2 separate regions of the Homo sapiens genome follow, and region 2 is linked to region 1. A link is a loop called in an ENCODE intact Hi-C map of the cell type or tissue named here. Cell type or tissue: GM12878. All regions are shown on one strand.

Evidence for each region. A loop is a pair of places that touch in the nucleus more often than their neighbours do. Peaks named below come from ENCODE experiments on the same cell type or tissue, not always from the same donor. Only the 100,000 strongest peaks of a DNase experiment are listed, where the experiment ranks them.
Region 2: a loop joins it to region 1, with 2.3 times the contacts of the local background. A loop is called at or near these places in 4 of 110 quality-filtered maps.

The regions. Positions count from the first base shown.
Region 1 is chrX:45,066,239-45,074,238 of GRCh38, forward strand. KDM6A (lysine demethylase 6A) reads left to right here. Exons shown (of 30, transcript NM_001291415.2): 18 at 3,341-4,119. Among named protein-coding and RNA genes, the nearest start is that of DIPK2B, 130 kb to the right of the region's middle. In GM12878, a CTCF peak has its summit at 4,362 (motif pointing left); DNase peaks (open chromatin) are centred at 4,313 and 5,893; H3K27ac peaks cover 1,325 bases.
Region 2 is chrX:44,901,666-44,909,665 of GRCh38, forward strand. The region is part of intron 2 of KDM6A (lysine demethylase 6A); the gene reads left to right. Among named protein-coding and RNA genes, the nearest start is that of KDM6A, 32 kb to the left of the region's middle. In GM12878, a CTCF peak has its summit at 3,079 (motif pointing left); a DNase peak (open chromatin) is centred at 2,603; H3K4me3 peaks cover 3,145 bases; H3K27ac peaks cover 5,670 bases.

The DNA of each region.
Region 1 (8,000 bases):
GGCAGAGAAAAACTGAAGTAGCAAGTATAGACAGTTCCAGCACACATGCTTACAGTTGTTTGGGCTACACACTGCACAGTGCCAAGGCTTCCATTTCCATATACCGTGGCATAAAAGAGAACAACAACCGGGTGTAGCTGACAGGGAAAATGGGATTAGGAGTTGTTGTCTTGTTGTTGTTTTAAATTTAAAATGAGAGAAATAACAGTAAAAGTCAATGGGAAAGATTCAGTAGAGAGGGAGAAAATGGCAAAGGAGAAAGGGGAATTGTTAGAATGGGTGAGAGGATGGGATTTTGGGGGTTCATTGTCTTTAAGCATTAAACAGTTGTTAAAAGGATAACACGAGATTTTTGTTAAAATGCCTATCATAGTTCTAAGGTATAACTGGCAGTTAATAAGTGAAAGCCTTTGTTATGATTGTAAAGCATAGTTCTATTTTCTTTTCTCTCACATCTACTTCTTTGGCTCACTTAGTTGCTGAAGTTTTCAATACTCTCTTAACCCTGTTTTGGAAATGTGGGATTCTTTAAAAACGTAATTCGTAATTCTAATAAAAAGGAACTCCTCAGTTGGCAGGCCACGAGGCTTCTGTAATTTACCATACTAAGTAGCAGGGAGCCCCCAGCCTTTGCTTCACACGCCCTTCAAAGCCATTATCTGTAGGAACTTTACAATTTAAGTAATGAGGTTGAGAGAGTTGTTTAGAAAATGATGTTGAACTGATTCCAGGTCAAAAGTTTCCCAAATGAAGTTTCTGCATATCACTACAGCTGGGAAGCCTCTGTCTCTGCTGTTGATATATGGTATTAATATCATAGACTCTAAAGAGGCCTTTTTGGTAACTTGTCTTATACAAACCTATTTGAATAATTTTTGAAATTGTAATGAAAACTAGACAACTGGTAGACCTATATGGTATATCTACCTTTTAGTTTTTGATCAAGGGAGGAATTTACATTACAGTGTGGAATGGGTTTATTCAGATTGCTTTTGGTAGCAAGGGTATAATTTAAGATATGAAAGTAAAATTATATTAATTGTAGGTGATTATTCAGCAAGTACTCTAAAGAATTTGTAGCTTAAAATACCTTGATTTGCAGATAGAGAAGATGTAATAAAATAGTTACTTTGTCACATTTCTGCATATTGTAATCAGTGTATTTGTTAAATAATTGGCCTCTGAATTAAATATTTTACATTTGATGAAATTTTAACTCACCTACCCAGACTTTCTTGGATAATATTTTAAATATTGATATGATTATAATATGCAGTGTTTTTGCTTTATGAGAAATTTTCATGTAACTTACAAATTTCAACCTTCCTTTATTATGATTGAACTTTGTTACTTATTAAATCATTTACAACTAATTGCACTCCTTTACACACTCACTGGTGTGTATCTTTTTTTTGTTTTTTTTTTTTTTTTTGAGATGGAGCCTGGCTCTGTCGCCAAGCCTGGAGTGCAGTGGTGCGATCTTGGCTCACTGCAACCTCCGCCTCCTAGGTTCAAGTGATTCTCCTGCCTCAGCCTCCCGAGTAGCTGGGATTACAGGTGCCCACCACCATGCCCGGCTAATTTTTGTATTTTAATAGAGACAGGGCTTCACCATGTTGACCAGGCTGGTCTTGAACTTCTGACCTTAGGTGATCTGCCTGCCTTGGCCTCCCAATGTGCTGGGATTCCAGGTGTGAGCCACTGCGCCTGGCCAATGTGTATCAACTTTTAATATATCTAGTGTTTTAGGTAGATAAGCCTATTGAGTAAAAACATTAGTTTAAAATTTTCAGCTTCAGAAACTGATTTTAGGGGCATGCTAGCTGACTTTAACTAGATGATTAAATGCACCTTTTAGTATATAAATATCTTGTTATCAGCTATAGTTTTATTCTTTTATAGCTTATTACTGACAAAATGCTCTAACCTTGTTGCTGAAGTAATCTCAACTCCAAATGTAAACTCGTTTTATGATTCCAATGTTACTTTAATCAGTGTTGCTGAAAAATTGGCTGTCCTATTTAATTATTTTGTAAGTAAAATGAAATGAAAATATTCTTCTTAAAGAAGTTTCTCTGTGACACCAGAGGCAAATTTCAGGTAAAAATTAGTTCCAGTTATCATATTTTCATTCTATTAAATGCCCTAAGTGATCTTCCTCTAGTCTTAAAACTTCTATTAACTGTTAGTATACTGCCCCCTCAGATTGCTTTAACAGTAGCAGTGTATTTTTCTAAGTTTTCAAATTCAGGTGATGAAAAATAAAGTTTATCTCAAAGTCATTAGTGGAGACTTAAAATGTCTTTTTCTCCCCTTTTTTTTTAAAAAAAAAAAAAAAAAAGAGAGACACAAGGTTCTGCTCTGTCACCCAGGCTGGAGTACAGTGGCACCATCTTAGCTCACTGCTGGCTCAAACTCCTGGGCTCAAGAGATCCTCCCACCTTGGCCTCCTGTGTAGCTGGACTACAGGCACACTTGTCAACACACCTAGCTTGTCTGCCTGCTTTCCTTCCCTCTCTCCCCTCTCTCCCTCCTCTCTCCTCTCTCTTCTTTCTCTTTCTCTTTCTCTTTCTCTTTCTCTTTCTCTTTCCCTTTCCCTTTCCCTTTCCCTTTCCCTTTCTCTCTCTCTTTTTCTTTTGTGGAGACGGAGTCTCATTGTGTTGCCCAGCCTGGTCTCGAACTCCTGGCCTCAAACGATCCTCCTGCCTCGGCCTTCCAGAGTGCTGGGATTACAGACATAAGCCACTGCACCAAGCCTATCTAGTCTTCTAAATATGTGTGGATGGATAGATGGGGAAACTTTAGGTATTTTTTGAAATATTTTCATAGATTTAATAGTTCTGCCCTTAATTTTGAGGATAGCTACTTTAACAATAGGATTTGAATTACAGAAGATTATATTTTAATGATAATTTTAAAGGCTTAATGAACTCACTTTCTATATTAATCTTTTAACAGATCACAGACCAGTGAGAGTTGGTTTATGTTGATCCATGGTCATAGCTTTTAATTATTAATGATGATATATGTCTATCCATGTCTGATTTTAGAGATGAAAATATGTATATTGGAACTTAAAATTTGTAATGCTTCATCTGAAGTAGTTTATTCTACACTAATAATGGAGTCATTTTAGATAGCAAGGAAGAAAAATTTCTCTAAAGATGTTAAATACTGATTAGCTAAGTTGCAGGTACTTTTTGATAACTTTAGGACTTGGGTCAAATTATCTTATACAGTTAGATATTTATTTTTAGTGGCTTTTCTCTTTAATATTTTAAATTCTGTATATTCTGAGTTTGCTTAATATTAGATTTAAACTATTTTTCTTTCTTTTTAGGGGCTTCACAAAGGTCAGAGTTCACATTCGGCAGGTCCTAATGGTGAACGACCTCTCTCTTCCACTGGGCCTTCCCAGCATCTCCAGGCAGCTGGCTCTGGTATTCAGAATCAGAACGGACATCCCACCCTGCCTAGCAATTCAGTAACACAGGGGGCTGCTCTCAATCACCTCTCCTCTCACACTGCTACCTCAGGTGGACAACAAGGCATTACCTTAACCAAAGAGAGCAAGCCTTCAGGAAACATATTGACGGTGCCTGAAACAAGCAGGCACACTGGAGAGACACCTAACAGCACTGCCAGTGTCGAGGGACTTCCTAATCATGTCCATCAGATGACGGCAGATGCTGTTTGCAGTCCTAGCCATGGAGATTCTAAGTCACCAGGTTTACTAAGTTCAGACAATCCTCAGCTCTCTGCCTTGTTGATGGGAAAAGCCAATAACAATGTGGGTACTGGAACCTGTGACAAAGTCAATAACATCCACCCAGCTGTTCATACAAAGACTGATAACTCTGTTGCCTCTTCACCATCTTCAGCCATTTCAACAGCAACACCTTCTCCAAAATCCACTGAGCAGACAACCACAAACAGTGTTACCAGCCTTAACAGCCCTCACAGTGGGCTACACACAATTAATGGAGAAGGGATGGAAGAATCTCAGAGCCCCATGAAAACAGATCTGCTTCTGGTTAACCACAAACCTAGTCCACAGATCATACCATCAATGTCTGTGTCCATATACCCCAGCTCAGCAGAAGTTCTGAAGGCATGCAGGTTAGTGTGGGAAAGTTCATCAAAGTGAAAATGTTTGACTTACTGGCATGATCAGAATGCTGAAATTTGGACCGTTTAAGATATGGGAAGTAAGCAAAAGATGGTGTAGTCATTCATCTAAGAGTTTGACAGAAGCTTTATTTTGCTTAGATGTTGTAGTCAAATCAGATGTGAGAAGTATTCCTGTAAATTGCTTATTTTGAGTGGGTGTGTCTGATTGTGCTGTTACTGCCCTCTACTGGTTACTAGGTTGTCAGCTTCAGTGTGATTGACTTCGCTCTGGGGATTTAAACAAGAGAATGGGTTAAATCATATTTGGCCAAATACAGCAAGGCTGGAAAACCCTATGGGTTTTTTTTTTTTTTTTATCAGAGCCTATTAAATGTTAGGCTAGGAATGGACCCCATCACTTATCAAGGCTAGTCTTTGCTTACAATTGAGAAAACTGGACTGTTTGAATCTAGAAGAGGTTATAAAGCAGGCAGAAGAGGAAGGAAGAGGTCAGGGGCAATGGGCAGTGGAGAGACATGACAGACTGTCAGCCATTCTGGAAGGAGCCAGACATATTCTGCTAGTCTAGGAAGGGCAGGGCCTCAGAAATTTATGAAGAAATGAACCTCCTCTGTCCCACAAAAGAAGAATCAAAGGATCAGGCAGCATCATCTTTCTCTGATATTTGGAGGACATATAGATTCTTACTGGCCTTTTCATTGTATATGACACATATATAATTTTTCTCATTTACTTGTAGTTGTTGTCCTCTATAAGTGACTAAATCTTGAATGAAATTTAGTTAACATAACTGGAACAAACAAATAATTCTGTAATATTTTCTGATACATTAAATGTTAAGTTTGAGCAGACATATAGTAGATTTTAAAAAGATCTTTTTTTGGTTGTAGATTGTCATGATATATAGAAAATAACCATTCTATAAATAGAAATTATAAACATTAGTTCTAGTTTGGCTACATTGACCATTTAATATAGCTTTTACATTTTAAAGTTCAAAACAATTCTTATTTATAGCCATATAAACCTCTTCCTGCAGTTGCTAGTACTTATATGTCTTATTTATTGTTATGTAAAAGTGTGATTATCTTTTCTGTTGTTCAGATTATTTTATTAGAAGGTATCCTGGGTCTACCGTTAAATGTTTGTCACTGACGAATGATTGAGGTGAAATTAAATTTTATTTATATATAAGTTTGCTGCTTGGGAGGGATGTGGGGTAGGAGCAATGGAGTATGGAGAAGAAATTTCAATTAATTTAAATTTATCGCTTTAATTGTGACACTAGAACTTTACTATAAATTACACTATAGTCATTTTTCTTTAAAGAGTTTGAGTGTTAAAAATACCTTTTGGTCTGTGTTTTCTTTTCTTTTCTTGTCTTTTCTTGTCTTTTCTTGTCTTTTCTTGTCTTTTTTTAAGACAGTTTCGCTCTTGTTGCCCAGGCTGGAGTGCAATGGCGCGATTTCAACTTACCGCACGCTCTGCCTCCCAGGTTCAAGCGATTCTCCTGCCTCAAGCCTCCCAAGTAGCTGGGTGGGATTACAGGCATGCAGCACCACACCTGGCTAATTTTGTATTTTTTAGTAGAGACGGGGTTTCTCCATGTTGGTCAGGCTGGTCTTGAACTCCCAACCTCAAGTGTTCCACCTGCCTCTGCCTCCCAAAGTGCTGGGATTACAGGCGTGAGCCACTGTGCCCAGCTGGTCTTTGTTTCATTTTCTATTAGTTTCTATTTCTGTTAGTTTCTATTTCATTATTTCCTGTCAAATTTTAACTATTTAGTTGTTATTCTGACATAGACTAGGGCAGAAATTACATCCTTTTTTATATTTTATTTTTTTCTTTATTGGGTCCACGTTGTTGGCAGCATTTTCCTTAGTGACCTACAACATGGTGATTGCTGTAATTAATCTTAACTGTCTTACAAGATTTTTTAAGGTCAGTAACTTAAGAGGACATTGGATGATCTCTAAATGAAATTCTTCTAAAGCATATAGTGAGGTTCTTGAGTTCCTAAAATTTGTTTCTTTAGAAATTTTTATATTATAGGTTTTTATATTAGTTTTTTTTTTGAAGTTAGGCTATCATTCAGTTCAACTCTGGGCCTACAGAAAATAGGGAGTGTTCAGATTAAATGCTACACTTGGCTCTCCTTAGACAGTGCCTTGATTCACTGCCAGTTTGACTGTCTTCTACCTGCTCCTCACTCATCTGCTGGGGCCTCTGTCCTGTTTCCTAGGTACTGCTGCTCTAACTGCTGGAGCAGGGGCTTTCTCTCTCATCCACTCTCTGTAGACTCAGGACAGTTGCTAGAAAATGGGGAAGATTTGGAGGTTCAAAACTAACATCATGAACTGCATGGGACCTAAGGAGGAATATTGTCAGAAAGAGTTCCATGGAGCTATGTTCTGTTCCCCAAGTTACAAACTGTGTATAGTAGCAGTTTTCATAAGTTTGTATTAATAAATTGTATATTATTTAAAAAAATATAATAATATATATATATATACATATATATACTTTAAGTTCTAGGGTACATGTGCACAATGTGCAGGCTCGTTTCATAGGTATACATGTGCCATGCTGGCCAGCTGCACCCATCAACCTGTCATTTACATTAGATATTTCTCCCAATGCTATCCCTCCCCCTGCCTTCCACCCCACAGCAGGCCCCGGTGTGTGATGTTCCTCACCCTGTGTCCATGTGTTCTCATTGTTCAGTTCCTAGCTATGAGTGAGAACATGCAGTATTTGGTTTTCCGTCCTTGTGATAATTTGCTCAGAATGATGGTTTCCAGCTTCATCCATGTCCCTGCAAAGGACATGAACTCATCCTTTTTTATGGCTGCATAGTATTCCATGGTGTATGTGTGCTGCATTTTCTTAATCCAGTCTATCATTGATGGACATTTGGGTTGGTTCCAAGTCTTTGCTATTGTGAATAGTGCCACAATAAACATACGTGTGCGTGTGTCTTTATAGTAGCATGATTTATAATCCTCTGGGTATATACCCAGTAATGAATGGGATTGCTGGGTCAAATGGTATTCTAGCTCTTGATCCTTGAGGAATCTCCACACTGTCTTCCACAATGGTTGAGCTAGTTTACACTCCCAGCAGTGTAAAAGTGTTCCTATTTCTCCACATCCTCTCCAGCATCTGTTGTTTCCTGACTTTTTAATGATTGCCATTCTAACTGGTGTGAGATGGTTATCTCATTGTGGTTTTGATTTGCATTTCTCTGATCACCTGTGATGATGAGCATTTTTTCATGCGTCTTTTGGCTGCATAAATGTCTTCTTTTGAGAAGTGTCTGTTATATCCTTTGCCCACTTTTGGATGGGGTTGTTTGTTTTTTTCTTGTAAATTTGTTTAAGTTCTTTGTAGATTCTGGATATTAGCCCTTTGTCAGAATGGATAGATTGCAAAAGTTTTCTCCCGTTCTGTAGGTTGCCTGTTCACTCTGATGGTAGTTTCTTTTGCTGTGCAGAAGCTCTTTAGTTTAATTAGATCCCATTTGTCTATTTTGGCTTTTGTTGCCATTGCTTTTGGTGTTTTAGTCATGAAGTCCTTGCCCATGCCTATGTCGTGAATGGTATTGCCTAGGTTTTCTTCTAGGGTTTTTATGGTTTTAGGTCTAACGTTTAAGTCTTTAATCCATCTTGAATTAATTTTTGTAAAAGATGTAAGGAAGGGATCCCGTTTCAGCTTTCTACATATGACCAGCCAGTTTTCCCAGCACCATTTATTAAATAGGGAATCCTTTCCTCATTTCTTGTTTTTGTCAGGTTTGTCAAAGATCAGATGATTGTAGATGTGTGGTGTTATTTCTGAGGCCTCTGTTCTGTTCCATTGGTCTATATCTC
Region 2 (8,000 bases), 160 kb before region 1:
ATTGATCCTTTCATCATTATAGAATATTCTGTGTCCCTAGTAACAATTTTTGTCTCAAAGTGTATTTTAAAAATTAATAATTTTTGTGACTACATAGTATGTGTATATTCAAAGTTCATTTTGTATGATATTAGTATAGCCACCCAGCTCTATTTTGGTTATTGTTTGCATGGTACATATGTTTTACATCCTTTTAGTTTCAACCTATTTTTGTCCTTGAATCTAAAGTATGTCCTTTTTAGAAAGCATATAGTTGTGTTATGCCTTTAAAAAAATTCAGACTGGGTGTGGTGGCTCATGCCTGTAATCCCAGCACTTTGGGAGGCCGAGGCAGGCGGATCACCTGAGGTCAGGAGTTTGAGACCAGCCTGGCCAACATGGCAATACCCCTTCTCTGCTAAAAATACAAAAATTAGTTGGGTATGGTGGCGCACGCCTGTAGTCCCAGCTACTACTTGGGAGGCTGAGGCAGGAGAATCACTTGAACCTGGGAGGCGGAGGTTGCAGTGGCCAAAATTGTGCCACTGCACTCCAGCCTGGGCAGTGGAGTGAGACTCCATCTCAAAAAAACAAAAATGATTTCATTCTGTCGATCTTTGTCTTTTAATTGTAAGTGTTTATTTGCATTTTATGTGATGATTGATAAAGTAGGATTTACATCTGCCATTTTACTGTTTGTTTTCATCATATCATCATCTGTTGTTTTTGTTCTGTATTCTTCCATTTCTACCTTTTTTTTTTTGAGATGAAGTCTTGCTCTGTCGCCCAGGCTGGAGTGCAGTGGCATGATCTCAGCTCACTGCAACCTCCGCCTCCTGGGTTCAAGCGATTCTCCTGCCTCAGCCTCCGGAGTAGCTGGGATTACAGGCGTATGCCACCACACCTGGTTAATTTTTGTATTTTTAATGCAGATGGGATTTCACCATGTTGGCCAGGCTGGTCTTGAACTCCTGACCTCAGGTGATCCACCTGTCGGCCTCCCAAAGTGCTGGGATTATAGGCGTGAGCCACAGTGCCCGGCCTATTTACATTATCTTTTATATTTACCTGGTGTATCAATTTGTTCTGCTATGACAGAATACTACAGACTGGATAATTTATAAATAATAGAACTTTATTTCTCACAGTTCTGGGGATTGGGAAGTCCAAGATCAAGGCACTCCCAGATTTAGCATCTAGTGAAGGCTAGCTTTCTGTCTCCAAGATTGCTGCATCTTTATGTGACAAAAAGCAGTAGGGCAAAGGGATGAATAGCTTTCTCAGACCTCTTTTAGGTTATTAATCCCATTCATGAGGGCTTTGCTTTCATAAGTTAATCACCTCATAAAGGCCTTACCTCTTAATGCTATCACATTGGCGATTAAGTTTCAATATATTAATCTTGTAGGGACACATTAAGATCATTGCACCTGAGAATTACTTTTACTGGTACTCTTGTTTTTTCTTGTGAATTTTAGTTATTGTCTAGCACCCTTTCAACCTGGATGACTGCCTTTTGTATTTTCCTAGTGACAAATTCAGTTTTTGTTTATATAGTAATGTCTTAATTTCCCCTTTGTAATTAAGGATAGTTTTGCTGAATCTAGAATTCTTGGTTGACTGTTTTTTCCTTTCAACACTTTTACCACGTCATCCCATTGCCTTCTGGCCTCCACAGTGTTTGATGAGGATCGCTTGTATGTGATGAGTCACTTCTTTCGTGTTTTCAAGATTCTGTCATTGTCTTTTGACAGTTTGACTATAATGTGTCTCAGTGTAGAACTGTGAGTTTAATCTGTTTGGAATTCATTGAGCTTTTTGGACGTGAGATTAATTTTTTTTATTACATTTGGAAAACTTTCAGCCATTATTTCTTTAAATGTTTTTCCCCTCTCCTTCTTCTGTGACTTCAATTTTGCATGTTTTGGTAAACTTCATGGTGTTGCTCAGGTTTCTGAGACTCTGTTAATTTTTCTTTCTTATTTTCTTTCTGTTACTGGACTAGATAATCCCAGTTACCTCTCTTCAAGTTCCTGGATACTTCCTGCCTGTTCAAATATTCACTAGAATATTTGAGGCTGTCGAGCCTCTTTAGTGAATTCTTTATTTCAGTTATATTTTCTATTTTGTCCTATTAAAATATAATTTCTCTTTGTTGATATTCTTTATTCTTTGATATATTGACCTTATACTTTAGTTCTTGAGACATATTTTACTTTATGTAAAAGATGTTTTTCATATTTTTGTTTACTTGAGGTCATGTTTATAATAGCTGACTTTTAAAGTTTTGTCTAGTAAGCTCATCTGGGCTTTCCCTGGGATGGTTTCTGTTGATTGCTTTTTGTTCTATGGCTGGATCGTTTTATGTCTCACAATTTTTGGTTGAAAACTGGACGTTTTATTGTAATGTAGAAACTGAAAGCAGAAGGTTCCCCCTTTGCAGTATTGGCTTTTGTTTCTTGTAGTTGTTTCTTTGTTTAGTGACTTCTCTGAATTAATTTTTAAAAGTCTGTGTTCTTTGTTATGTATTACCACTGAATTCTCTCCTTGTTTATTTTAGTGAGTGACTTCCTCAACTGTCTGGGACCACTAAGTCTCCCAGTCTTTGCTGAAGGGTGTTCTGTGCAGTCAGTTGACAACATTGCCATAGCCATTATTTTGATTGTGCAGAGCCTCATGGTAAAGCGGAGGTGAGCACCTGGGGACTTCTCAGATTTTTCTGGGCGTGCACACAGCCCCTTATCTGTGCTTGGCTTTCTTGATTATTAGGTTTTTCATATTTTTGTTGGAGCTTTTAAAACTCTTACAGACATCTCAGTCTCCTGCTTTTCCTTCTGAAGTTTTTGGTTGGTCTTTTGTTTGTCTCTGTTGTTATCCACTGCTTTAGCCAGCCTCTAAGCTAAACAATTCCCTGGAATTCTTTTCAACAAATGGCCTTCAAGTAAAGGGATTTCACACTGGTGAACTCTATTTATGTGAAATACCTAGCTTTGCAAGAGGGATCTTCCAGGGAACATTTATACAGGTGAATTTTCTGGGAATGAGGCTTTGATGGAGCTTCAGCCTCATTGTACTCCCTCTGCTGGCTTTTCAGGCTGCTGGATTTTACCAGAAATCTATTATGCTGTTTGTTTTCAAGTCTACTGCAGAGCTGTATGGAGAAAATGGGACTAGGGCAAATTAAAAAGCCACAAAGCTTTCTGTTTTTACTAAGATTTGGCCATTTTTCTTCACTAAACGCTTCCAAGATTCCTGCAAGCCTTTGATTCGTTTCCAGAGTTATTATAAAGTTAATTCTGAAACTATTTGCTCGTTTTCTCATGGGAGAGGAATTGTTAGAGGTTCTTAAGCCACCATTTTTGCTGATGTCACGCTTCATTTCTTTCTGAAGGTTTTAAAATTATGATTTCACACAGATCTTTCAGTTCAAATTCAGGACTACAATGTTTTGTTATCAATTTTAAATATGTCTTTTCTTCTATGTTGAAAATTTTGGTTCTCAAAGACAACATAATGACTCAGTTTCTTTATCACATACTACATACATTAACAGTGTTGGAATAACAGTACCAGCACTACCATGAGCTACAGTCATCTGCCATGTAACAATATTTTGGTCAATGATGGTAAGGTTGGTTCCGTAAGATTATAATACCATATTTTTACTGTACCTTTTCTATGTTTAGATATGTTTAGACACAAATATTTACCACTGTGTTACATTGGTCTGTTGTATTCAGTACAGTAACATGCTGTGCCAGATTTGTAGCCTAGGTGTGTAGTAGGATATACCATCTAGGTTTGTGTAAGTATACTCTATTGTGTTTGCAGAGGGATGAAATTGCCTAATGTTGCATTTATCAGGATATATCCTGGTCTTAAGGGATGCATGACTGTACGTGGTTTCGAATTGTAGCTTGAGGATTTTTTTGTAGTTCTTTTATTTTTGTCCCTAAGGTATTTTCCACTGGGAGTATTTGGTTAAATTGCTGTTTTAAAGTTCTTTGAAATAATTGTTCTATGTCTGGTTACGTTATCAGCTGGCTACATAGTAAGGTTTGTTTGTTTCATTTTGCTTTTGGCTTTATAAAGATTGCTTTTTTAACTTCATAAAGATTGCTTTATTTATAGTGTAACATTTAAAATACATATATGATTGTGAAATATTTACATTGTTCCAGAACCAAATCTACCATCATATTCCCTCCTCAACCATTTAAAAACAAGTTTATGACTTTTTGTTTTAAAAATTAAAGGCAAATATATATATGCACACTTGTGCCTGTATATGTGGCTATAATTTTTTTTCCATTCTCTTTTACTTTGCTCAGGTAGTACAGTAGCTAATGCTTCTTGGGTTTGGTCTCTACAGACAATCATTCTTTGTACTCCTCTCAGTGATAGATTTTTACTCAAAAATCTTCTCAAAGAAAAGTAAAATTTGATGTCCCTCAACATTTGGGCCTCCATATAACTTTTAAACCCCATCCTCAATACTTCTCCTCCATCTTTTCTTTTTCTTTTTGGACACAGTCTTTCTCTGTAGCTCAGGCTGGAGTGCAGTGGTGCGGTCATGGCTGACTGCAGCCACACTCTCCCCGGATTAAGCTATCTTCCTGCCTCAGCCTCCTGAGTAGCTGAGACTACAGGCATGTACCACGCCTGGCTAATTTTTTTTAAATGTTTAGTAAAAATGAGGTCTCAGTGTGTTGCCCAAGGTGGTCTTGAACTCCTGAGCTCAAGTGATGCTCCCACCTCAGCCTCCCAAATTGCTGAGATTACAGGTGTGAGATACCGTGTATGGCCCTCCATCTTTTCTTCTTATTTTTATTTCAAGACCCTTAAATGGCTTCCTTTCTCTTTTTATGAAGCTTTCCCTTAATCGTTTAGAGGTAGAACCAATTCCTCTTTGTGCTTCCAGAATAAAAAAAAAAATTCATTCATCTTTTCTTTTTTAATTTTATTTTTAAATATTGTGTGTGTATATATATATGTAGAGAGAGAGACTGTATGTGTATGTGTGTGTATGTGTGTGTATATAGAGAGAGAGAGCGAGAGAGAGAGAGATGGGGTTTCGCCATGTTGCTCAGGCTGGTCTTCAACTCCTGTCCTCAAGTGAGCCCACCTCGGCCTCCCAGTGTTGGGATTATCGGCGTGAGCCACTGTGGTGCTGGGCCCATCTTTTCTTGTTAGGAGCAGCATTATTGATACATAATTTGCATAAAGTGTACAGTTCTAGTTTTACTTTTTAACTTCTCTTTCCACTTCCCATTCTTTAGCGCTTTCTTCTCTTATTTATCATCACATTTCACATTGCCAGTGCTGACATTTCTTCATTTTTCTATTTTAGACATTTTCCTACTATGGAAGGTAACCTTTCCCCCCCACTCTCTTCTCCATTTGCCCCTGCATTTCCCTTCTTGTCCATAGTGTTGTATCTTTGTGTTAAGTCAACATTTAGATTATTAAAACTACATAAATAAGTGCTGTTCACTATGGTTACTTTTCCTTTCCGTGTACTTTTTTTGAGGCATTAGTTGGCTTTTTGTTACTGTTTTAATTTTCTGTGTTTTCTCTCATATGTATGTAAGCCCCAATATGGTCAGACACATCAGGTAATTTATCAGTTCCTTTTTTTGTTGTTGTTGTTGAGATGGAGCTTCGCTCTTATTGCCCAGGCTGGAGTGCAGTGGTGCCATCTCGGCTGACTGCAACCTCTGCCTCCCGGGTTCAAGTAGTTCCCCTGCCTCAGCCTCTCAAGTAGCTGGGATTACAGGCGTGTGCCACCACGCCCGGCTAATTGTGTGTGTGTGTGTGTGTGTGTGGTTTTTTTTTTCTTTTTTTTTTTTTTTCTGAGACAGCGTCTTGTTCTGTCGCCCAGGCTGGAGTGCAGTGGCGCGATCCTGGCTCACTGCAACCTTCACTTCCCGTGTTCTCAAGTGATTCTCCTGTCTCAGCTTCTAGAGTAGCATGTATTTTTTTTAGTAGAGATGGGGTTTCACCATGTTGATCAGGCTGGTCTCGAACTCCTGACCTCAAGTGATCCACCCGTCTTGGCCTCCCAAAGTGCTGGGATTACAGGTGTGAGCCACTGCTTCTGGCCTCCATTTTTTTTTTTTTTTTTTTTTTTAAATTACCTGTATCCTTCAAAGGTGACTGTTGTTGTATAGGTCACTGGGCCTGTTGGACAGCTGGCATTCTGGGACTTTCACTCATCCTGGGGCTGCAAGAAGCATAAGCCTGGCAGCTAGTGTTTTGATAGCCAAACTGTGGAAGTGGACTTGGGCCATTCTGCACCCTGACCTGTGCTCAGTGTGTCTGTTTTAATTTAACATCTCTGTTGAGTTAAATGTTTAATTTTTTATTGGGGTAGGGGAAAAAGTAATAGAGGAGGGACAGTTCCCTGGTAGTGTTTTCTGGAGGAGTAGGTCTAGAGGACTAATTAGTTCTTATTCAGTTTTTTTCATTAGTCTTCAGTTCCTGCCATCATTTCTTTCCAGGATTCTGCTGCTTGAAAGGGCTTTTGTCTTGGTAGCTGAAATCTAAGACACTTGGCATTTCATGTACTTTTTGTGTTTCATAATTTATGGACCTGCTTTGTCTGTTGTTGTCTTCTCTCCCTTTCTGGTCTGGTTATCTTGTTGCATAACAAACCACCACCAATGCCACCATTTTATGATGTTCACAGGATTTGTGGGTCAGGAATTTGGAAAGGGTACAGCAGGGATATCTTCTTTTTGCTGTACGTGTTTGGGGCCTCAGTTGTGATGACTCATGGCAGAGAGAGACTGAAGGATGGCTTCATCACATGTGTGGCACCTTGGCAAGGATGTGTAGAAGGGTGGGCTCAGCTGTGTTGTCAACCCAAGGGCCTGTATATGGCCTTCCCAGCGTGGCTCGTTTAAGGTAGTTATATAGAAGCTCAGGGATCCAAGAGTGAGTGTGTAAGAGGACCAAGTAGAAAGCTGCATGTCCTTTTAAGTGACCTGTCGTCAGAAGTCACACAGTGTCATTTTTGCCCTAACCTGTTGGTCAAAGCCTACCCAGATTTTAGGAGAGGGGACAGAAACCCCATCTCTTGATGTGGAAGAGGCAAGGCCACACTGCAGATAAGGATGTGACATGGGGGATATTGTGGCCATTTTTAGGAAGTATTGGCTGTACTTCTAGGGTTGCTGTCTTTTAATTCCTTCACTTTCTTTTCAGAGATGTTGGAAGGGAACAGAGATAACTCCATTTTCAAATTGTCATGTTTAACCAGAAGTCCTTTGCGTGATGATTTTTGTTTTTAAGGAAACTTGTTGAAGTGTAACATGAACCCATTTGAGTTCACATATCACAAGTGTGCCATTCAGTGAATTATCACATAGTAAACACATTTGGTAAATGCTACCTCAAATCAGGAAGTGGAACAGTAGTAGCAATTTGAAGCATCTCTTGCCCCTTCATAGTTAATACCTTTATCTTCCTCCTCAAGGGTAACCATTACACCGACTTCTATCATCATAGATTAATTTTGTTTATTTTAGAATTTTATATAATGGAACCGTATAATAGGTACCCTTGTGTTTGGCTGCATTTGCTCAACAACACATTTGAGATTCATCCTTCTTATTCATCCTTGAGTTTGCAAAAACAGAAACATCATTTGTTTTTATTGCTGAATAGTATTCCGGCGTTCAAATACATGAATTTATCCCTTTTGCTGTTGATGTCTCCTATAGTGGTTAAAGGTCTCTGGATCTTCACTCTTATTTGTATTGTTTACTTGCATGGTGGGCACTTTAATAACTTTCATTTAATAGCTTATCTTTGACTTTGCTGCCACCCTTCACCCCCCCACCCAAATGATTATATTTTGATCATGTCTTCTATACTATATGGAGGACCTTTATTTACCATTCTCTGTTTTGAAATGTATAGTCACCTATAGATAACTATACATTTCAAAATACTAATACCGTAGAGTATTAGTCATCTATACATTTCTGTAATGTACTGTGAAATAAGAAGTAGGACAA